Regions from separate parts of the Homo sapiens genome. Here regions 1 and 3 are each linked to region 2. A link is a loop called in an ENCODE intact Hi-C map of the cell type or tissue named here. Cell type or tissue: chondrocyte. All regions are shown on one strand. Region 1 overlaps PLCB1 (phospholipase C beta 1). Region 2 has its middle 25 kb from the start of TMX4-AS1. Region 3 overlaps PLCB1 (phospholipase C beta 1).

Region 1 (8,000 bases), 490 kb before region 2:
TGCCTGTAACCCCAGCACTTTGAGAGTCTGAGGCGGGTGGATCCTGAGGTCAGGAGTTCAGGACCAGCCTGAGACAGTGAAACCCTGTCTCTACTGAAAATACAAAAATTAGCTGGCGTGGTGGCAGGCGCCTGTAATCCCAGCTACTCAGAAGGCTGAGGCAGGAGAACCACTTGAACCCGGGAGGCAGAGGTTGCAGTGAGCAGAGATGGCACCATTGCACTCCAGCCTGGGTGACACAGTGGGACTCCATCTCAAAAAAAAAAAAAAAAGTTAGCTGTAAAAATAAAATGGGGAATAGAAAGTTTAAGATAGTTTTTATTTATTGTCTCATTTTCTGGTCACAGAATTGGTGCATTGTACTTTGATATCAATAAATAGGGTTGTTTAATATGTCTGACATAAAAGAGTACCTTATCAGCTGGGCACAGTGGCTCATACCTGTAATCCCAACACTTTAGTAGCCCAAGGCAGGAGGATCACTTAAGCCCAGGAGCTCAAGACAAGGGTGGGCAACATAGGGAGACTCCATTTCTACAAAACATTTTTTAAAAATTAGCCAGGTGTGGCATAACCTGTGGTCCTAGCTACTAGAAAAGCTTTTGAGGTGGGAGGATCATTTGAGCCCAGGAGCTTGAGCCTGCAGTGAGCCATGGTTGCAACACTGCACTCCAGCCTGGGCAACAGAGCAAGACCATGTTTCCCAGAAAAGAGTACCATATAAGGGGAATGTGCTACAAAGAAAGCAAAATAATGCTTAGGGTTAGTTAATTTGTGGCCTACTGACATGCTTCTAATAAGTGAATTTTTTACATAATGTCCTTTTTTGTTGATATTTGCAAATATCTCTTTATTTCATAAGATATGTGAATATTTCAATTGTCTTGACTATTTGCTGATTAATCACAAGCAAGATTAACTGAATGTACAGAATATTAATCCCCTAGAGCAAATAACAGCCCTGGTCATTTATTCTTACATTTGGAAACAGAATAAGAATTTTGTTATTCATCAAAGAGGGACTCTAGTCAACATTTCTGATTGACTAATTTGTTGATGATTCAGGTGGCCTCTAGTGAGTTCCGTTTCATTTACTTCCTTAGTTGTTCTATCAAGCAGTCTATGATGATGCAAAGGTAGTCTTTTTAGCTCGGGACACTTTTCTTCAGTTGAAAGTAGCTTGTATCTTTTCTCAAAAAATTCCAATTAAAATATTAGTTATTGTTTATTTTAAAATGCATAAAACACTATACTACTAAACATTTCCAAATTTCCTCTGGGTGTCACTGCTCTATTCTGATAGATTTCCGTAGAAAATTATTATATTGGAGAATTTTAGGAGGCTCCATTTTAGAGCATTCTAACTGGCAAAGTGCTACTTAAAAGCTTTTACACTCTATAGCTGATTGTCAGAAATATTCATTTTGTGTTCATGGTGTTACACATGGTGTTACAGTAGGTAGCTAGTCAGGCATGAGCGGGGCAGGAAAGGGCTCCCCGCACACCCCACCAAGAAAGTCAGGTGACCCTGGGCAGGTGGCTGTTAACTGTCTCTCTAAAATAATAATTGGTCACAGCCAGCACCAGGGAAAGGCAGTCTCCCTATATAGATAGGAAATACCTGAAACTGGTGATGCGCAGCTTCCTCATGAGATCTCAGGAGTTGGGCGAGTGAGCTCACACATGTACATTAAGAGGCAAAATGGCAAAGTTTAACTGGTATATGACCTTCGGAGGGCATTCCACCGGAAAAGGGACAAAAGATGCAGGAAGTAGGACAGCATGTAAAAACTGTAAGTCCGGGATCAAACAGTGCACTTGACCTCCAAGATGTCCACATGACCCTCTTCCAAGTGTACTTTACTTTCTTTTCATTTCTGCTCTAAAGCTTTTTAATAAACTTTCACTCCTACTCTAAAACTTGCCTCTATCTCGTCTTCTGCCTTATGCCCCTCAGTCAAATTCTTTCTTCTGAGGAAGCAAGAATTGAGGTTGCTGCAGACCCGTATGAATTTGCCATTACTAACTTGAATAACTTCCACTGCTAACAATATCTCTGTAGGTAGATATTTTTATCACATGCATATTTCTAGGGAAGATGCTTGCTCTATATTGCATATCCCTCCCTACCTTATGGGAATCTTGGAAATCAAATGTTCTTTGCTGTGGTAGCTTGTGTTCAAAGGCTTCCATCAAGCCCTTCCTTTGCCGCACTGTATGATATTCCCCCATGCAGCAAAGGAGTCTACCCTTGCATCCCCTTTAATCTGTGCTGGCTTGGGATTGTGTTGAACCACTGAATATGGTAAAATGGATTCTCTCTCAGTTCTCGATCTAGTTGTTAAGAGGACTGGCACTTTCTTCTTGCCTTTTGTAGTACCAAGTGGCCATGTAGGAAGACCTGGCTACTCTGCTGTCAGGAGATGCTACAGATAGGAGCACGGAGATATGGGGCCGGTGAGTGATGATCACCTGGGATGTCTAGCCCAGTGAGCCTTCAGATGACTTCAGCTTCAACCACCATCTTGCTGCAACTGTTTGAGAGGCCCCCAGTGAGAACCACCCAGCAGAGCCTATGTAGGTTTTTTGGGTGGTTTGCTCTGCAGCAATAGGGCACTAGAACACATGCTCTCTTAGTAAAATACTGTGGTTGGACACAAGCATGAATGATGGAGAAGTACGAGAGGAGAGAGAACTACAAAGCCGGAAAGATCAGCATGAGAAGATCAAAACTCAAACCACAACAAACTCATCCGGCGCCTAACATGGTGGTTTTTTTCCAAATTTTTTTTTCTTCTTGTATATCCATGAACTTTCTTTCTCTTAAGAATCATTTCTTTCATTATAAACTAATATAATAGCTCTGGAAAACACCTGGAAACTAGAGAAGAGAAAAATGTTTCTCCATTATCCCCTCATCCTTACATGACTTCAGTTAGCTATTTGGTAATTTCTCATCACATTCTTTTTCCTCCATCATGTGCATTAAGTTTCATTTCCTTAAAATGATAGTCAAAGGGAAATCAAGTTTAGTGGTGCCTGAAACTTGTATAACTTCAGGAGGGAAAAAGAAAAATATTATATTAAAATAAAATTAAAATAATCTTAGTTTAAAAATTTATACAAAAGCCTATAACCATATGAAACACAGTTACAGCCTCCGTAAGGGCCTTTGAAGGGCTTCCGTAAGTGAGAGATCCTGCAACTAAAGTTTCACCAGCATCATGGTAAAACTACCTTTGACCATAATAATGTATATATGAAATAGCATCCTGTTATTTTCTCTTTTATTATATCAAAATAATTTTTCATGTTGAAGCTTAGCCTTTATAATATGAGCTTTAAAGACTGCACATTCTTCTGTTGAGTCAGTACACTCTAATTACACTAATGTACAGTTTATGAACCTTGGAGCTACTCACATTTTGGGCTGGATAACTCTGTTGTAGGGGCGCTGTCCTTTGCCAAATGTCCACTGGGGGGCAAAATTGAGAGCAACTACCCTAATCAATCCTCTATCCTGGTTACTTATATTATTTCCTTTTTCATGATTATAATTGAAACATTTTCATGCATGTGAGTTTATTCAATTTTTTAACTTCTTTCCCTTAGAAATGGAACTACTATGTTAAAGGGAATGGCATTGACATGGCTTTTAATGTATACTCCTAAATTTTCTTTCCCAAAAGCCTTATAGTTTTCTGAAATGTAGGACAACACATTTTACTACAGATGTAGATATGTTTAATATATAATAATTGCATATTCTAATTACAACAAAATAGTATATGTTAACTATATATTACACTGAAGATATCATACTTAAAACAGTTTTCTTTCCTTTTTTTTTTTTTTTTTTTTTTTTGCCCATAAACTCTATTTTCTGAAAAACCTATGCTCTAATAGAATGGTCAGCTAAGAAATTCCAAATTGACTCTATCCTTTTTTTTTTTTTTTTTTTTACTTTAAAACTCTAAAAATTATATTTTGGAAAAGAATTGCTCTATTTCCACCAACCAGGAGAAGGAACTTGAAGATATCTTTCTAGACTGTTGTTTTTCTTACCATCTGCATGCTTGAGCCCTTCTCAGGGAAAATCTATATTTAAATTCAGAAAGCAAGCAGTAAAATTGTTTCAACATGATGCATTTGCTGATATAAGGAAACTGTAGGCTTCCTGCTCCCCACGGTGGTTCAGGAGCAGGGATTAAGACACACCCAGCTTCCCAGCCTGTGTCTACACCTGTCAAGATGGATAATTAACTGCTCCCCCACTTTTTCCCTGTCCATCACCGCAAAAGCTCCATTATTCTCCCTTCCTCAATTCCAAAGAGAAACGCATATCTCAGTTGCTTTGTATCAGGAATAGAATAAAGAAAAATGGCTTTTTGCTCTGTCTGATGCCTGCTGACAACATCCCAGCTCTCTGAGGGGAAGCTCTGGATCCTCTCTCCCAGATGGCTGGAAGCAACGCCCCCGTTGTTTCACTCCAGTTCCACAAGGTAGGGCAGAGATCTCTCAGCAGGGACTCCAACAGCCTATGCCCTTAAGGAGTCCATAAGCCCCTCCTACAGAACTGCCTTCCTCACTCCACTCCAATTTTAGGGAGTGACTGCCAATGCTCTAAACCATGAGGACAGGTTTTGTAGTGGCTGGAGGAATTGACATAGTAACAGGCTGTCAAAGAAGTAAATATAATGGTTTCATTAAAAGTCTGTCACAAGGGCCGGGGGCGCAGTGGCTCCTGCCTGTAAGTCCAGCACTTTGGGAGGCTGAGGTGGGAGAATTGCTTGAAGCCAGAATAACCGGGCATGGCAGCGCCTGTACCTGTAGTCCCAGCTGCTGGGGAGGCTAGGAGTGTTCCTTGAGCCCAGGAGTTCAAGGCTGCACTGAGCTGTGATTGCACCACTGCACAGCAGCATGGATGACAGAGTGAGATCCTGTCTCAAAAATAAAGTCTGTCACAGAAGGAATATTCCACGATCATTCACATTCATCTCAAAGATGATGCCTTCCTTACACCTTATACAAAAATTAATTCAAGATGGATTAAAGACCTAAACGTTAGACGTAAAACCATAAAAACCCGAGAAGAAAACCTAGGCATTACCATTCAGGACATAGGCATGGGCAAGGACTTCATGTCTAAAACACCAAAAGCAATGTCAACAAAAGACAAAATTGACAAATCGGATCTAATTAAACTAAAGAGCTTCTGCACAGCAAAAGAAACTACCATCAGAGTGAACAGGCAACCTACAAAATGGGAGAAAATTTCCGCAACCTACTCATCTGACAAAGGGCTAATATCCAGAATCTACAATGAACTCAAACAAATTTACAAGAAAAAAACAAACAACCCCATCAAAAAGTGGGTGAAGGACACGAACAGACACTTCTCAAAAGAAGACATTTATGCAGCCAAAAAACACATGAAAAAATGCTCACCATCACTGGCCATCAGAGAAATGTAAATCAAAACCACAATGAGATACCATCTCACACCAGTTAGAATGGCAATCATTAAACAGTCAGGAAACAACAGGTGCTGGAGAGGATGTGGAGAAATAGGAACATTTTTACACTGTTGGTGGGACTGTAAACTAGTTCAACCATTGTGGAAGTCAGTGTGGCGATTTCTCAGGGATCTAGAACTAGAAATACCATTTGACCCAGCCATCCCATTACTGGGTATATACCCAAAGGAATATAAATCATGCTGCTATAAAGACACATGCACACGTATGTTTATTGCGGCATTATTCACAATAGCAAAGACTTGGAACCAACCCAAATGTCCAACAATGATAGACTGGATTAAGAAAATGTGGCACATATACACCATGGAATGCTATGCAGCCATAAAAAATGATGAGTTCATGTCCTTTTTGGGGACATGGATGAAATTGGAAATCATCATTCTCAGTAAACTGTCGCAAGGACAAAAAACCAAACACCGCATGTTCTCACTCATAGGTGGGAATTGAACAATGAGAACACATGGACACAGGAAGGGGAACATCACACTCTGGGGACTATTGTGGGGTAGGGGGAGGGGGGAGGGATAGCATTAGGAGATATACCTAATGCTAAATGATGAGTTAATGGGTGCAGCACACCAGCATGGCACATGTATACATATGTAACTAACCTGTACATTGTGCACATGTACCCTACAACTTAAAGTATCATAATAATAAAATAAAATAAAATAAAAAGGAAGAAAAAAAATTGCATTTCCTCCTTCCATTCATCCTTCTGTACCTCTCCTTCCATCTGCCTTCCTGCCTTTTTTCCTTTCCAGGTCTCTTTCTTCTTCCTCCCTCTCACTGGCCCATTTCTTCTCCTTCCTCCAAAGTGTTTTTATCAAATGTCATGAAAATGGAAGTGTAACCGGGATTATCTTTTAATCTTAATATATTCCCCTCCATACTCTCAAATTCCACAGATGGCTTTATGGTTTTGCTCTATTTCTGTTTAATGTGAATCTTTAGAATCAGTTAATAGAAATCTACCATATTTAGCTCCTGGAAATGTCCTTAATGAAAGCTGACAACAAATGGAGTGCTTATGACAGGGAAATGGAAAGTGAAGACAGGAACATGAGGACCTCTCTTGCAACTCCCTGGGAAGTTTGGGGAGGTTGGTGTGAAATGCAGGCCAGGTGGCATAAACCATATGTGTGGAAGAGATTGCTTCCCCAGCAGCTGCCTAGCAACCAAAATGTGTACCTGACAGGGCTTTTAACGGGCAAGGTGATGCTGTGCCTAGGTACTTAGTAAATGATAAAACAGCTTTCTTGCTGAAGGATCTGATACTGCTCAATAGCTCAGAAGAATCTAATACGTTCCCAGTTTAAACGCTCATTTTGTTTTATTTAAATAGAAATACTCCAAAAGGTAGGCAATGTAGATTGATTGTAAAATATATTAGACTGGCAAATAAGACACTAATTTTAGATTAAGGTAGGAAACAAAATACCAATGCCCTGAAGAAGGTAATAGGCCCCTCTAAACCCCAACTTAACCATTACTTAAGCTTTGGGTATTAGGTTAAACAGAGCCCAGTAGATCAGATTTTAGCATTAAACTCACTATCATTTTTACATTGCTATATACATAAATTTCCATTTCTAGTTTTTTATGTAATCAAAAGAAATTAAACCAAATTTATGAAACAAAATTATTTCTGCTTGAAAAAAATTTGTGAGTCCTAAACTTTTGGATGAGTGGAAACAATTTTTTATTTCTGATATATAACATCATCACAACTTTTTCAAGACAAGTGTGCATATACATATATATATATATTTTAATCTGGATGAATTTATAAAATCTCAAGGAACTATTTATTTTACCACCCTTTCCTTTCTACCTCCTGGGATGGTCAGGATTAATTTTTCAAATGTATACAGAGGGGAGGTACAGAGATAGGAGAAGCATTGCTGAAATTTTGTAGGCAAGCATTAATTTTTATCAACTCTACATATCTTGGAGGATAGATTGTGAGTACAAATATAGAAGGCTGGCTTAATTTCCTAGCAGGAAGTGTTTTAGGCACAAGGAATGCATACATACATATATAAATACACACACACTAAGATATACATATTATATATATTACTATCACATTCCAATTGTAATAATTATGTCTTGCCATTTTTGTTCAAAAAGTAAATGTATTTAATCTAGTTGGTTTGGACTAGAATCAAAACATCATAACACATGTACTAATTATACTCACTCTTTTCTCTAGAGACCTGTGTAAGTCCTGCAAGTATCATTTAGTGTGACATTTGTCTCTTTAATATAATTCTTTTACAGAGCAGAGAATTACGGTCTTTTGTTACATGGGTCTGAATAATTGTTAACAATGTGTACTTCCCTCTGCTGAGGTTTTTCATTTCCACTTATTATTCACACACTCTCCTTTAGACAAAAAAGACCATGACCCTATTCATTTTTCTAAATTCTCTCTTCTAAATCTAGTTTAATTTTCTA
Region 2 (8,000 bases):
ATTTTGGTTATGATCACCAACGCAGTGACCATGATAGCAACTATCCTTGCCTTAAGACTTTAATGGGAATTCCTCTGATCTATCACCAATAAGTGTGATTTTTTTTTCCTGAATGCTCCTGGTAGATATCAAATATTTACTTAAGGCTAGACTTAAGGGTGAGTCATCCACAGGAGGCAGAAAAATAATAATAAAGTGAGGTGAACCCAGAAGTCACAGGAAGGAAGACATGGGTCCGATCACCCTCCACAGGTAGCTTCCAGCAAAAATAACCACTCCAGGAAACAGATGACAACTTTAACTAACAATCTAAAGTTGGTAAGTCAATAAATAAAGAGACATACAAAGATTTAATTACAAAATAAAGTTCTTTTGAAAACAAAAACAGATCATTTTCAAATTTTATAATTCAGGAGAAATATTGAAAACAAGAGCAGGCCGGGTGCAGTGGCTCACACCTAGCACTTTGGGAGGCCGAGGCGGGAAGATCACGAGGTCAGGAGATGGAGACCATGTGGGCCAACATGGTGAAACCCTGTCTCTACTAAAAATACAAAAATTAGCTGGGCGTGGTGGCACACGCCTGTAGTGCCAGCTATGCGGGAGGCTGAGGCAGAAGAATTGCTTGAACCTGTGAGCCAAGATTGCCTCACCGCACTCCAGCCTGGGCGACACAGCCAGACTCCAGCAGACCAGATATAACAGGCAAGAAGACCCTGTGTTTTTAAATTTCTCTAAACACAAACACATTACAAGGATTTGGCCATCAAGAGGTGAACCAAAAGCAATTTGGAGTGAAACTCCAGAAACTCTAATATGCTGTAAGTAGGAACAGATGAGGGGGAGGCAGTAATTAAATAATAGAAAAAAACCACCCTAAGTGGAGGCAAGATAGTTTCTTCGTGGTTAAAGGATGAAATGAGCTCCTGACAGAGCTGAATAAATGAAATCTGGAATTCCCTGGTAAACTTCCTGAACTTGAAGAATAAATTTGTACAAAATTTAAGAAAGGAGGAAAACATTTCTTTAAGAAAAAGGGAAATTTTAATACTGACACTGTAGTTCCAAGACAAAAATAAAAAGAACACAAGTTTTACAATATTAATAGCACATGAGAGAGAGTTTAAGATTGAAAGCCTTAACAGGATAAAGAAATATCACATAAGATGAAAGGCACAATTGTCTGGTGCCTCCAGTCCTATTGATGGACAGGTGTGTTGCCCCTTCAGTAGACCAAAAAGTGATGGAAGCAGATCTCAGTCAATTAGAATTTTATTTTGCCAAGGTTGAGGGCAGGCCTGGGAAAAAGAAATTCAAGTCACAGTAGAACCTGTGACTTGTGTTTTTCCCCAAAAAATCTTGGGGAGCTTGTGCTTTTTCCAGGAAAAAAAGCTTGAGGGCTTGGGGATTTCAATATTTAAAGGGGAAAGAGCAAGCAGGAGAGAGAGAAAAAGAAAAAAGAAAAAAAAAATAGAAGGGTGGATAGGCAAGGAAGCAAGTGGTTACATTCTTGTGAAGTTCTGATTAGCACTCAGTGAATCTACATTTTACATGGGAAAAGAAGGGAATAGAAGAAAAAGTCAGTTATGCACTCATCGTGTGCTCAGTAAATCTACCTTTTACATAAAGTAAGCCTGTGAAATTATAGCCATCACTTTGTGAATGAAAGGAAGGAGGTTTTTGCATGACTCAGTTCCCAAGCTTAACTTTCTCTTCAGCATAGTGAGTTTGGAGTCCTGAGATTCTATTTTCCTTTTACTCTCTTTGGGGCTGTTATGAACATCCCTGTATATGTCTCCTGGGGCATATGGGCAAGGGTGTCTCTAGGGTGTATACCTAGGTCTGGGATTGCTGGGTTGCAGGCTGTCCTCATGGTCAGCATTAAAAGGTAATGCCAAAAAGCTTTACAAAGTGATATGAAAAAATTCATTATATTCCATTTTTATATAAAATTATGTAAATTAATCTGCATACATAATAGGATAGTGAGATTTCAGGCAACTTCTACTTTCTTTTGTATAATTTTATGTATCTTCTAAATTGTTTTAGAAAGCAAGCATTATGTAGTCTGAAAAAAGTTCAGTAAAGGTAGGTTCATTAAAAGAAAAAATGTGACTCTTCAAAAATCAGTAGTTACAGTAATTTATATGCTAAATAAGAAAAGCAAGCTCAACATCTCATTAAACAAAATAAAACTGAGCCATCTACTGTAGTCCATTATCTGAGAAATGTTACAGATAAACAGAAGCTACCAAAATAGATAAGAAATCATAATCCTTTAATCTGCATCCCAGCTAATTTAATTTTCCTGACAAAACTTCTTCCCAATTAAACTGTGGCTAATTTTTGAAAAAGTCATGCTGGTGAATGAGAAAGAAATGTCCAAATGGTTTAGTTTGACCCCGAGAAGCAAGAAGTTTTATAAAATATAATCTGTTCTTGCTAACTATGAACAATGTAATAGTCAGGATTCATTAAACATATCCAATTTCCTTTCACGATTATATAGGATACTAATGTTTTCAGTTTCAGGATCAAAGTGTCTTCTCTTTTTAAGAGTTCTTGAACTGTATTTTTCCAGTCAGTTTAAGTAATAATGTTTGTAAAAATATGTTTTTGTTGTAGAATCAAGGTAAATATTTAGCCAAAATTGGTGACGTGTTTGTTAAGTCTCCCTTTGTGTTTTTTCTGTCCTATCATTAAGAAGCTCTTTTATTTGCAGAATAAATATAAATGTTTACTACGTATTGGTTTAATTCTTATTGTCTTAGATCAGAAATTCACCAAGATTTCAATAGAGAGGATTAGAAGAGCACTTCAGATGAAGAGAGGGGTTTATCAGTTAGGAGACACAAATTGCACCGGTTCTGTTGACGGTGAGGAATTCAATGTAAAGAAGTGTAACGCAGCAGTGAATAAATAAAGGGCAAAAGAAGGTATCACTGAATTGGAGCTGCAGGAAACAAGGACCATCCCATGGGCTAGGAGAACATAGGCAAGGTATCGGACTGATTAAAATGAGAACTGTAGAGAAGGGACCCTGTGAGCTGAAACTCAGACCTCTATAGAGGGATGTTAATTCATCTTGGAGAAGGATCCCCGTGGGGCTGGGACCCCGACCTCTGAGGAGGACAGTTAGTAGCGGATGTTGGTGTCTCTGAGCTCAGAGGAGGATCCTCACGGCGTGAGAAGTTGGCTACATATTAAAGTAAATTCTAAAACGTAATACTAGGTCAGAAATAGACTGCTCGCTGGAAATGAGAAGACAATAATAGGAAATATATAGCTATTAACTAAATATATTCTACACATCCTCACATAATTAAATGGGCCTCTTTTGTTACATGGTGATTAAGTGATTTTGAGTGGCTTCTCCATGTTACACAGGAAGTCACATGCTCCAAGCAGATATGGAATTTACTCTGTGTCTTATTTAGTAAGCACATGATCCATTTCAGCATCATCTGATTTTAGACACTTGAAGAATTATAGTTTCTTCACTCCCCTTTGTGTTTGATCACTATGACAAGGAAACTTTTAAAGCAAGTGTGGGAAAATATGATTAAGGAGATGAAACAAAGACACAATTTAGTGACTCTGTGATTGTATTTGATACCCTGTTACAAGTGGCAAATTCAGTATCACTTAATTGCCATTTAAAAGAAATAGCATATTACTAGAATGATAATCAGCTTAAGAAGAATGGAGAGACAACAGCCAACTGAATACATTCATTCATAGGACAAATATTTATTGAGTTCTTGTTGTTTTTCAGACTCTGTCCTAGGTGGGTAAACAAAAAATTGATTCTGCAAGTTGGAAAGTCAGCCAAGTTCTGGACTTAGCCTTTATTTACAAGACAATAAGCAAAGGTATATATGTTGCTGTTTAACACTTGCCCTCTGCATTACTTTAAATTTATATATAATGCATATAGTATATATAATTTATACATATAAACCTATATTATTATTATTACCTATATTATATTATTATTAATATAATATTAATATTATATTAATATTTTGGGGGGACAGGATCTCACACTGTCACCTAGGCTGGAGTGCAGTGGTGTAATCGTGGCGCACTACTGCCTCGACCTCTTGGGCTCAGGCGATCCTCCTGTCTCAGCCCCCCAAGTAGCTGGGAACACAGGTGTTCACCACCAGGCTCCAGCTAATTTTTAAATTTTTCTGTAGAGACGGTCTTACTCTGTTGCTCAGGCTGGTCTCGAACTCCTGAGCTCAAGCGATCCTCCTGCCTTGCCTTCCTAAAGTGCTGGTATTACAAGCGTAAGTCACCGCGCCCAGCAATACCATTTTAAATATAGATATTATGCTTATGTGAAGTATTAAAAATTGCAAAAAAAAAAAAAAGAAAAGATTTCTGTCCTCTAGGAATTCATAGTAACTTGCAGTTATCTGAGTCATAATTATATTTGTATAATAAAGAATACTTTAGAATAAATAAATCGGTGCATGAATAACGGAATACTGAGAAGATTCCACTGCATGTAAGATTTGACTGCGTAGTTATAATCTCTATCGCCATCTAGCGGCAACAATATTAAAATCAGCTAGAACCAATCAGCAGGAAGCGATTCAGAACTCACCTGTCCGGGAGGATTCAATCTTACCTCAGGAACCACATGCCATAGAATGTGATTTTCTCTCTTTGTTTTTGGTCAGTATGCAGTAGAATGAGTGATGTGGGCAGTTTATATATTAATTATAAGCTTTCTTATTTAGACTTTAAAAGAAGGGTGTGAAAGCGAATATAAAACATGTTTATGCATTATTTCACTTAGAAACCTACATTATCTTCACTTTAGAAACAATTTTCATTTTCCTCTTAGCACATCAAAGGTATATGTTGCTTCAGAAACAATATTTATAATATCTTCTTTTAGATAAAAATGTGAAAATTATCTGTGATTAATTTTATTTAAACAATTTGAAGATATATGACATCTTTTCTGAGCTTTTTTTTCCTGGTTTCAGTAGCAATTAGAAGAGTGATAATCAGATTTAATAAGAATACCCTGAAAAAATAAAATAAGAATAAAATTTTGCTTTTAAAGTTATTTTGGCATAATATCAAAAAGGCACACCAGTTAAACTTTGAAAGACATATGAACCTTAACTCATTCTTGTAGGAAAGGCCATGTGATTAAGTGAATACGTTTCTATAACATCGTTTTCTAATTTATCTTAAATTTATAAGCATGTGTGTTGATCATTATAATTGAATTTATTGTTTTTTGGTCTGGCTAAGTGACTCAAAATTATTTTTAAATAAATGTGCTGAGTATAAAACAGGAGGTATATGGGATATACAATTATTTTTGCCTTGACCTTAATGTTCATTCATCACAGAGGCATCACATAGATTAAATAAAACAAGTTGCATATCTGCACAAAGGAAAAAATGCAGAAATGTTAGGTTTGGGTTTACAGGGTGCAGAGTTAAAATAATCATATATCTCAATTCTTGGGACACGATCTTTATTTTATACAAAGCCCCTCTATTTTGTTACACTCTCCCCTCCCCCACTGTTTCACTCTCAATTTCATTCGGTTTCTTATTTATTTTCATCTAAGCTCTTCTTAGGTTCTTCCCCTTACTGTTTCTACTTCCAATTATTTGTGACTAGTGTGTCCATAGTATTCCCACTTTTTTGTTTCCATTTTTTCTGGTGATAGAAAACCAGGTTGCCTCCTCCTCTTGGTACCACAAGTAATGTTTACATAAAGCACCTTTACATATGACCCTCATGCAGGAATTTTCCTGGTTTATATTCTCAGGGATTTTCATATCTGTAAACTATAGGGATTTTACAGATATGATTTCACAAAGTAATGATTTCTCTTCAGTATACGATACTGTCCAGACTTCTACCCTGAGTGCAGAAGGGCTTCCCATTTCCCCACAGCCTTATCAATATTTGATATATATGCCTGTGGGGGATTGTCTTTGCTGAAGTCTTTACTGTTACATCTCAATATTCTGATTTCCAGTGTGGTAAAGTGTATCTTCATATAATTGTTAGTCATTTTTGTTTCTACTGTGAATTCCTTATTCATATATTTTGCCCATTTTTCTATTGGGTACCTATTCTTTTCTTTATATCTTTGGATATTATTGATATTAATATCTTAACATTTTTGAAAGAACATTTAACTTCTCCCAAAAATTGTCTATGATGTCCTACATTGAACAGGAACTCACAATTTTGTGGTAGGCAAATTTTACTTGTCCCTTTTTTTTTTCAGTACTTCTTTAAAAACCATTACCTACTCACACTCAGTTGATCATATAGTGTAAGGAAGAAATCTGACTTTGTTTATCCAGTTTAATAACATTACATCTTCCAGTACAAAAGCCATCATTTCCCCACTGATTGGAAGTGCAACCAAGTCTGTTCCAGGACTTTTGTTTTTATTTTTATGCCCTGTAGCATGTCTTTGTTTCTGGTGGGACTGGATTTCATCTAGAGCCCACAATTCCTACCCTGAGGAGAACTTGTCTAACACAGAGCTTCTGTGGAAACAGCAGGGACATGGTTAGAGGGGCAGAGCCACCTCAGGAGTCACCATTCCCTGGCGACTGGGGGGATCAACACCAGCTTGAGCCCAGAGTTAGAACTTAAGATCACTACCTTCAGGGAAGGGACCAAAACCAGAACGGGTAATGGCTAACCAAGGCTTGGCATTGTAATTGATAAGGAGGACAGGGCTTATAAAGTCTTCTGATCATTTTTCTTCCTTTATCTCATTTAAAAAAAAAATCTAGCCAAAGTAGGTTTTGTCTCAGAGAAGGGAGCCGTCCACAAATTTAACAAATTCTAAAATCAAGAGACCCTGAGCAACCCAAGATTGGAATCTTGGATATTTCCTCAAATTTTCATAAATGTTATCATAGTACAAATGAATATTAATTATAACATTATAAAAGGCTCAAATGTTATATTAACTCAGATTTAAATTACTCCTTGCTGTAAAAACATCAATGTACTTCTCTTTTCTGGTTAATTTTCTTTTTTCATTTACTGTGCTTTAATGATATTTAAATTTTTTGTAAAAATTATTTCTCTCTGCTCTCACTTGTTCCTCTTCCCAGATTAAACTGTTTCTTGCACATTTGCACTGTCCTTCTGTAGGTTCTCTTCATATTTTCCTCCCCAAATCTACCACTTCTCTTTCAAAATTATTATTATTATTATTATTTGAGACAGGGTCTCATTCTGTCGCCTAGGCTGGACTGCAGTGGCGCGATCTTGGCTCACTGCATCCTCCGCCTCCTGGGTTCAAGCGATCCCGCTCAGTCTCCCGAGCAACTAGGACTACAAGCGAGCACCACCACACCGGCTAACTTTTGTATTTTTTGGTAGAGATGGGGTTTCACCATGTTGGCCAGGTTGGTCTTGAACGCCTGACCTCAGGTGATCCACCCGCCTCGGCCTCCCAAAGTGCTCGGATTACAGGCATGCGCCACCACACCCAGCCTCAAAATTGTCATTTTTTTTTAGGATAATTACTTGGCTTTTGTAAATCCTAGTTCTTTTTTATTTACTGCATGAAAACCCTTTCAATATGCATTTTTAAATTAAAAAAAAGAGAAGATTTAGTTTTAAAAATACAAGATGAGCCTGGAACCTCTGAAGGTGCCAGAAAGCAAGAGATGCTCAGAAAAGGGTGTGGGCATGTCACATAGACACAGGCACAACTCGAAAAGGCACCCAACAGCCAAACTAGCACAATCTGTACAACTAAACAAATAATGATAGAAGAGAAGTAAGAAATATCCATGCACTCATGCTGAGAGAGTAATTATTGGAAGATATAAATAAATGGAGGGTGGGCGTGTGGAAAGCTCTACTTAGAGAAGAATTCTAATTAATGAATGTAGAAGGAATGAAGGAAATGGACAATCTTTCTAGGCAAGTACCAGAAAAATAATGGTTGTAGGCAAGATCCGCTGATAAAATACTAAACTTTGTA
Region 3 (8,000 bases), 680 kb before region 2:
TTTCTCCAGGGAAAACTTACTTTTTGAAATTTCAAATGACTCAAACTTGACTGGCTGAATATAGTTCACCAGATTAGACATTTCTTCTGTGGCCATAGCCTCACTTCCAGCAGTCCCCTGGAAGTAGGAATAAAAAAGAAAACATTTCCAGAGTCAGCATTATATTATCAGTTATTTTCCCAGGAAAATGACAACATGATTCAAGCATGCAGAAAATCATCCCTCCCTTTCTGAAAATTACAAAATGAAAATTCATTACAGGAGAAAGGCAACAGCAACACCTCATTTTATAAAAGGGAGGGAGGAAGGGAGGTGGGAGGTTGAATGGTGGCTGGCAGCATGGCCCCAACATAATCACTCCCTATCCCCTGCCCCCTCCTTTCCATTTAGAAATGCCTGATCTTAGCCCCTCTGCAGGCCTCAGACTCAGATCCTGCATTTTACTAAGGTCATTGGAATGCCCATCAAAGTTTGAGAAGCACTGAGCTATAGCTCATCTTCCATTGCAGGGTGTCCATAGGTGTTGTCTAAGGTTAGTAATTTTTTTTAACATTTATTTTAAATTCAGGGCTACACGTGCAGGTTTTTTTTTTTATATAAATAAACTTATGTCACTGGGGTTTGTTGTGCAGATTATTTTGTCACCCGGGTATTAAGCCTGGCATCCATTAGTTATTTTTCCTGATCCTCTCCCTCCTCCCACCTCCACCCGCAGGTAGGCCCCATGTCCCTTTATGTGTCCATGTGTTCTCATCGGATTCGTAAATTAAGAATTCACTGTACAATAAGAAAATTGTTAGGTAGGTGACCACCAAATGAAGGGAAAATTGATAATAATAATAAAAAGATTGCTTTGTGGAAATGGGCAGGGGTGGGTAAACAACTGCTTTCCTTCATCAACATTCTTCCCTCCCTCCCTTCTTGGCTCCTGATGTGTCTTAGACAAGCAGGAAAGCATAGTGCAGGGATTAATGGCTCGCGTTCTAGAGCCAGCCTGCCTGATTTCGAATCCCAAGTCCACTAGTTAGAAACCGGGCAACCTTGGGCAACTTACTTAATTGCTCTGTGCCTCACTTGACTCATTTGTAAAATTAGGATAAAATCAGTTCCTACAGCATATAGGGGTTTTTGATTAAAAAATAAGTTAATTTATGTGAAGGAGCTTAGAACAGTGCCTGGCAAGTGGTACTACAATCTCATGTTGCTTTTGCTATTATTAGCTATGACATATTACTTTGATAGAGTTTTTAATGAAAAAGAAAACCAATAATGCAGTGTTGGCACAAAATGGGCCTCTGTAGAGTGATCTAATATTGTCTCACATTTTTAGAAGAGAGAATGCATGGAGATGAGTTTCTTTTAAAAATTCTGGTAGTAATATTTGGGTCAAATGTTAACTGGGAAACATTCATTTGCAAATGGACTATCCAATTAGTAAGAGAGTTTAAAAATTATTTAGAATCACTGATCAGAAATTATACACAATTGAAATCATTCTCAGGAACATATACTTTGCCAGACATGGTAAGCTGTTTTCCTCCTGGAAATCAAAAATTGAAATGTAGTGAGGGAACATAATTAAGCAAAACTTTAGACATTAAAAAATAATTCTAAGAGGAAGGACATCAAGTAAGAGCAGCTTATTTTTTGTTTCATTTTTACTAAATTGTAGAGCTACAAGCGTTGAGACAGAACATATCTAACAAATTTGAAAGCAGATTCAATATAAACTTTAAAATACGTATTTTTAAAGAGAGACAGTGTCTTGCTCTGTTTTCTAAGCTGGAGCACAGTGGTGTGATCATAGCTCACTGCAGCTTCAAATTTTTGGACTCAAGCCATCCTCCTGCCTCAGCCTCCCTAGTAGCTGGAACTACAGGTGTACACCACTGCACCTGGATGTGTTTTATCTTTCATTTTAACTTGTTTTTTTAAAGGCGTGAGGTCTCTCTCTGTTGCCCAGATTGTTTCAGTATAAACTTTTGGTAAGACAAAATTCTAAAATTCCAGTTGATCTGCTTCTGATTCTCTTCTAGGTTCTGTGCAATTAATATTTTTGAGCTAATCAAGTTACTCGGGATGCCTAAGTTTATATAAATAGGTAGCTCTAGTGTTCCAAAATTAAAACAATGCAATGAATGTCACAGTTCTGATCATTTTTCTAAACGCCATATCTTCTCCGGATTGTGGAACATTTCATAAGCCATTTAATTGCCTCAAAAATTGAAGCTGGCAATTGGAAGGCACAAATCTACTTTTTGCCACTAGATGGCAGAAAGTGACCATGAGACAGACCCAGGAGAGTACAGGGTGGTGGAATGCCTTAGGGACCAGAAGCCCTAAGTACCCACCTCATCCATTGAAGATTTTTTACAGTCATCATCATCATCGTCGTCGTCACTTTCCGTATCAGCTTCTCCTGTCAAATTTTAATAACAGATCATCATGTCACCATTTCAACATTTAGCTTTACAGCATTTGTAACACATATTTTACCTAAAATCAATTACAGATTTCCTTGGAAGTTGGGCTGTTTAAAATTATTTTTTTCAAGGATTTAAATTTTATTCGTTATAGAAAATTATACTGACATTTTGAATATAGATTTTTTCCTAAACTGGATTTGTTAATAAATAGCACTTAAAATTTCAAAATTCTATTAAAAAATGCGTGTCAATATTTTTTCTCTATATGTTTTTAAACACGTGGCATTGAAAACAGTTTGCTGGCATTTAATACAGTTTGCTTTCTATGGTACATGTATTCTATTTTGATATACAAACACTCTCTCAGGGTCTCTATGACCCCGAAAACAGATATACTATCTATCCCTCCTTCATCTTTCCCTCCTTTCCCAAGCCGCGACTCTTCCATGCAATGCGTGGCCAGCACATAGCTCAGTGATCTTGTGTTGACATTTTTCCCAAGGCCAGAGAGGACCTTGCAGAAGTCAAAGAAGTTAGGAGCTGGGGCAGGAACTCTGGGGCTTTGGCAGCAAAGTCACTACATAAAAATCGTGAAGGGCCAACTTTATCCTATGATTTGTCTGCAAGCTTATTTGATGGATGTATTGTCATCACAACGAAGTGCATATCGTAGAAAATGCTGATATTATTTTTAAGAGGGCAGGATAACATGGGTAAGTCCTTAAATATCAGCATGATTGGAAATCTAACTCCATCAGAAATAATTCAGCTTCATATGTAGCCAATATACACTCATTTAAATGAATTGTTTTTCCCCTGAAGAATTAATGGACATTTCTGCTAGGTTAAATATTCATATCAGTATGAAGCATTACATTCTTCCATAGCTATGGGCTTCAGTCAGACCCAGAAATATCCGTTATATAAAAAAGATTTTCAAGTAAAAAGTCAGCGAGGTTGTTCTAAATGGTTCGAAAGTTCTAAATTGATTTAACTACTATCTTTCAGGGCTCACACAATGCAATAGCACGATGAGCCCAATAGATGGCAATAATGGTTCAACAATGAAGTAACTTGCACCCCTGCCCACTGCCAGCCTTCTGAAAGTTAGCTGCCCTACTCGATTTATATAAATGGAGACAGTACCACTGCACTGTCCTCTGAGAAGCTTATAAAAGTTTTCATTTGGCTGACACAGTTCAATTACTGAATGACAGTAGTGAAAAAAGTATTGCTTAAAAATCTCCAGGGGAAAAAAGATTTCTGGGACCAGCAAGGGTTTTTATGTATTGGATTGTTTATTAAGGAAAGCCACATACAACCACTTTATAATGCTGATATTGTGTTAGTTAATAAGGTGAATCGATTATATTTTGGATAGAAAACGTATCTTACTACAATATTAGAGACACATTCTTTTAGGGTATTGCCACTTAAGCATTTTTATAATGAAATTTTTGTCCCAAGTTCTTATTACCTTTTTTTTTTAAAAAAAAAAAATCAGAGAGGGGATTCTTTTAATTAAATAATTAAAAAATTGTTTGGCAGAGCTTTCTATAAAATACTTCATGGGACCCAACAATTCGCAGTCATTTCAAATAGCCAATCAGGTCATTCTTTAGTGTCTGTGGGAAAGAAAGAATTTGTCTTTCTTTACTGTAAAAAGCAGAAACCTGATTTTTCTCCTGTAAATCTTTGGAGGGATGTTGGGGGAATCTTGTTGAACTATAAAAAATATCTTAGGTTACCCTAGTTCCTTAGGACAAGTCTACTAGCAAAGGGCTGAATCCTGCAAGAGGCATCTGGCCAACAGGGGCCATGATAAGTAAACTAGCTTTGAAATACAATACCTGTCACGTTTTTCAAGTTACTTGAGTTCCCAGTACTGTGAACATCTACGAACCAAATGGTAAATTAGCGGTGCTCTTTATTCAGGTACCTACATATTAAAATGTCCAAAAGTTTCCACTGATTGCATAATAGACAACAGGGCTAGCTTAGGAAATCTACTGAATAACTAACAGATTGTTGCCCTTTCTCTATATTAAGCAATAATGTTCACTGCCTGTAAAAATCGTCATTTGTGTTATGCATCCTGTTAATAAGAGGCAGAGAACTGGTAGTGGGAAAGGCAGATGGTAAAAAACACAAGCACCCACATGCAAAGGAAGACAAGGTTTGCTTGCTATCATTCAACGGATAGAGTTGTGTTAGGAAATAGGTGTGAATGAAAGGCCTGTTAATGATACTCACTTCCAAACTTCAAAGAGAACATTTTTACTGAGTACAGAAATTATTTTTGAAAAAATGTTGAAAGACATGCACAATAATGATGAAAGTACACATTCAAAAGCTACAGGACAAAACCCTTTCAAAGAATTATATAACGTCTGTTGATAAAGATTTTAATCGAAACAATAAAAAAACAGGCAATTGAGACAGAAAAATAGAAGAAAAGATAAATCAGAGTCTCAGGCTACTTTTTTTTAACCCTGATTGTCCTAGAGTTTATATTTTAATTATTTTAAAATCTTATAACTGATGTATAACAGGCGTACAGAAAAGTACACGTCGTAAGTCCACAGTGCAAAGAATTTTCACCAAATAAACGTGTCTGAGTAAATGATATCCAGATCAAGAAACAAAATATAACCAATCTCTAGAAGGCTCTTGGGCTCCCTGCTGGTTGCTTTTCTTCCAAGGGAACCCATTATCCTGACTTCTAATAAATAGCATAAATTAGTTTTGCCTGTTTTTGTGTGTTATATAGGTTAAATCATACAGTATGTAGTTTTTGTGTACCTGACTTCCTTTGCTCAATATTATGTTTATTTATAGTGATTCATCCATAGTTTTCATTTAGTTATAGATTATTCTCATGGCTGCATATTCTTTCTTTGTGTGAATATACCATAATTCATTTATCTGTTGACGAGTATTTGGTGTCCAGTATTTGGCTATTCTGAATACCTCTGCTTTAAGCAATTCTTGTACGTGTCTCTTGGTAAACCTAAATACACATCTTTAGCAAGCATATACCTAGGAATGGAACTCCCGAGGTACAGGGAGTGCATATATTCAGCTTTTGTAGACACTGCTAAGTAGTTTTCCAATTGATTGTTCCTATGTTTAACTTATAACTGAAAAACTTCCTACAGTCAAGCTTAAAAGTTTCTTCCACTTAATCACCCTGCAATCAGGAGATGTCTATAATGCGATTTTCAGATTGCCAAGCTTCTGACTGAACTTGGAAGATAAATCAGACTAAATGACAAATAATCCCAAGGAAATGAGTGCCACTGAATTCTTTTCTCATCAACCACAGCAATCTATTTCACCCTTAATTTAAAAGGAAAAGAAATGATATTAGGCATCCTCTAGGAGCTTCAAAAGATAATTTAAGTAATTTTGCCATGTCACAGATTTTAAAAAGTTCTTTAAAACATGAAAAAATTGAAATGCCCAGAACTCTTCAGCATATCATCAATGACAATGCATCCAGTGCTCAGTTCTATAGTTAATATTTCCCATTATGAAGCTTAAAGTCATATGGTCACTCTGAAGACTATTTGGCTTACATGGTAGCCAGAATAATGACCTCCCAGAGATGTCTCTGCTCCATGAATATGTTAGCTTGCATGATAAAAGGGACATTGCAGGTGAGATGGAGTTAAAGACCTTGACATGGGAGCAATTATCCTGGATTATCTGGATGGATCCAATGTAATGACTTGAGTTCTTGCCAGCAGAGGACATTTCCTGCCTGTGGTCAGAGGGAGATGTGACCACAGGAGAAAGGTTAGTGAAATGCAGCCTTGCTGGCTTTGAAGCTGGAAGGAGCCCCAAGCCAACGAATGTGGGTGGCCTCTAGAAGCTGGAAAAAGCAAGGAAACAGCTTCTCCCTTAGCGCCTCCAGGAAGGAACACAGCCCGGCTGACACCTGGAGTGTAGCCCAGTGAAACCCAGGGGGCTTCCTGACTTACAGGACTAGAGGATAATACATTTGTGCTGGTTTAAGCCGCTAAGTTTGTAGCAGCAAGAGAAAACCAGTAGTTCAAAACTGTGCAGAAATAGGAATGTTCAAAGTCCTTCTAAGCTAATTTCAGAGCAGCAAATTCTTTTTTTTTTGAGACGGAGTCTCACTCTGTCACCAGGCTGGAGTGCAGTGGCTGGATCTTGTCTTACTGCAACATCTGCCTCCTAGGTTCAAGCGATTCTCCTGCCTCAGCCTCCCGAGTAGCTGGGACTACAGGTACGTGCCACTATGCCCAGATAATTTTTGTATTTTTGCAAGAGACAGGATTTCACCATGTTGGCCACCAAAGACACGGGGTTTCACCATGTTGGCCAGGATGGTCTCGAACTCCTGACCTCATAATCCACCTGCCTCAGCCTCCAAAAGTAGTAGTATTACAGGCATGAGCCACCACGCACAGCCCAGAGCAGCAATTCTTAAACCAACACAAAACATGACGGGGAGAGCCCACCAGCCCCTCACCGGCTCCTGGGGATGAGGGCTCGAACATGCTGGAGGAGTCACTGTAGGTGTTGGAGGCTTGTTCTGAGAGCTTCTTTTTGCCGCTTCCTTCTGATGACTTGTGTGATTTCTTCTTATTTTTCACCAAAATTTTATACATTAAATCCATAGGGCTTGGAAGAGGAACTCCAGATTCCAGCTAATAGAAATGAAAGGCATATTCTTTAAAAATACTGCTCCCTCTTTCAGATCCCCTCCCCAGACCCCCAGATCAGCTGTGGATACCAAATGTCTAGACTTCTTCCCTACCTTCAACACTGCTCATTAAACTCTTAGTGTATCTTACATGGGAGCTAATTTTTTTTTATATCAAAGATATATTTTCATTACTATACTTTTTTTTTCAACATATTCTACATGAAGAAGACCATAGAAATGTACTGGTAGATTTGATGTACTAAATCTGAACATTTATGAATTTTCCAATGGAACATAGAAACCCAATCATCTTGATTTAGGACAGATAAGAAGGCCCTGGCCTGAATTTTTGAAGGAGGGAAGCCAGGCATCTGCCAGGAGGAGTTGGTAAAGACGGGCAGAAGCTTCCAGGTGAGCCCATGAAATCATTTTTTCAGATGCCCCTTAAAATCAGCAAAATCCCCATCCTGGTACTAGGTAGTTTAGCTGCACGTCCCTGGCATCAACAGAAGTGGATGAGGTGGCTTCAGATTTCCTCCCAGCCCTAAGATTCAAGCTACCACATTTGCAAGCCTTATTTTGACTGTTTCAAGTTTGTACATCTAACGGGAAAATCAATTTCCCATGAGGGGGTCATTAGATATTGTATCAGAGAGCATGTGTGCAAGCCACAAGATAGGTTACTTTAAGAAAATCTATAGAATGCCTAAGTTAGTCCTCTATTCTTGGCTTGCAATGAGCGGAGGGACTGGTATAAACTCACTTACAAATGCATGGAGATTGGGCAAAAGGGTGCGGGAAGGAAAATGCTACTTTAGGATATTTCTGCTGCTTTCCTTCCCAAAGCAGAGATATCATCAATGCAATGGGCGACCTGAGTTGTGCCACACCAAAAGGTG

The links. A loop is a pair of places that touch in the nucleus more often than their neighbours do. Peaks named below come from ENCODE experiments on the same cell type or tissue, not always from the same donor. Only the 100,000 strongest peaks of a DNase experiment are listed, where the experiment ranks them.
Region 1: it touches region 2 in a loop (2.3-fold over the local background); 11 of 110 quality-filtered maps call a loop at or near these places.
Region 3: a loop joins it to region 2, with 7 times the contacts of the local background. A loop is called at or near these places in 100 of 110 quality-filtered maps.

Annotation. Positions count from the first base shown.
Region 1 is chr20:8,531,068-8,539,067 of GRCh38, reverse strand. The region is part of intron 3 of PLCB1 (phospholipase C beta 1); the gene reads right to left. Among named protein-coding and RNA genes, the nearest start is that of PLCB1-IT1, 290 kb to the right of the region's middle. In chondrocyte, CTCF peaks have their summits at 3,279 and 3,478 (motif pointing right); no DNase peak of the experiment used is centred here.
Region 2 is chr20:8,040,439-8,048,438 of GRCh38, reverse strand. No RefSeq gene overlaps it. Among named protein-coding and RNA genes, the nearest start is that of TMX4-AS1, 25 kb to the right of the region's middle. RefSeq lists a silencer at 4,443-4,737. In chondrocyte, a CTCF peak has its summit at 4,543 (motif pointing left); no DNase peak of the experiment used is centred here.
Region 3 is chr20:8,716,773-8,724,772 of GRCh38, reverse strand. PLCB1 (phospholipase C beta 1) reads right to left here. Exons shown (of 32, transcript NM_015192.4): 14 at 6,925-7,102; 15 at 2,352-2,419; 16 at 21-117. Among named protein-coding and RNA genes, the nearest start is that of RNU105B, 110 kb to the left of the region's middle. RefSeq lists silencers at 2,306-2,355, 3,357-3,651. In chondrocyte, CTCF peaks have their summits at 2,064, 2,276 (motif pointing right), 3,252 and 3,469 (motif pointing right); no DNase peak of the experiment used is centred here.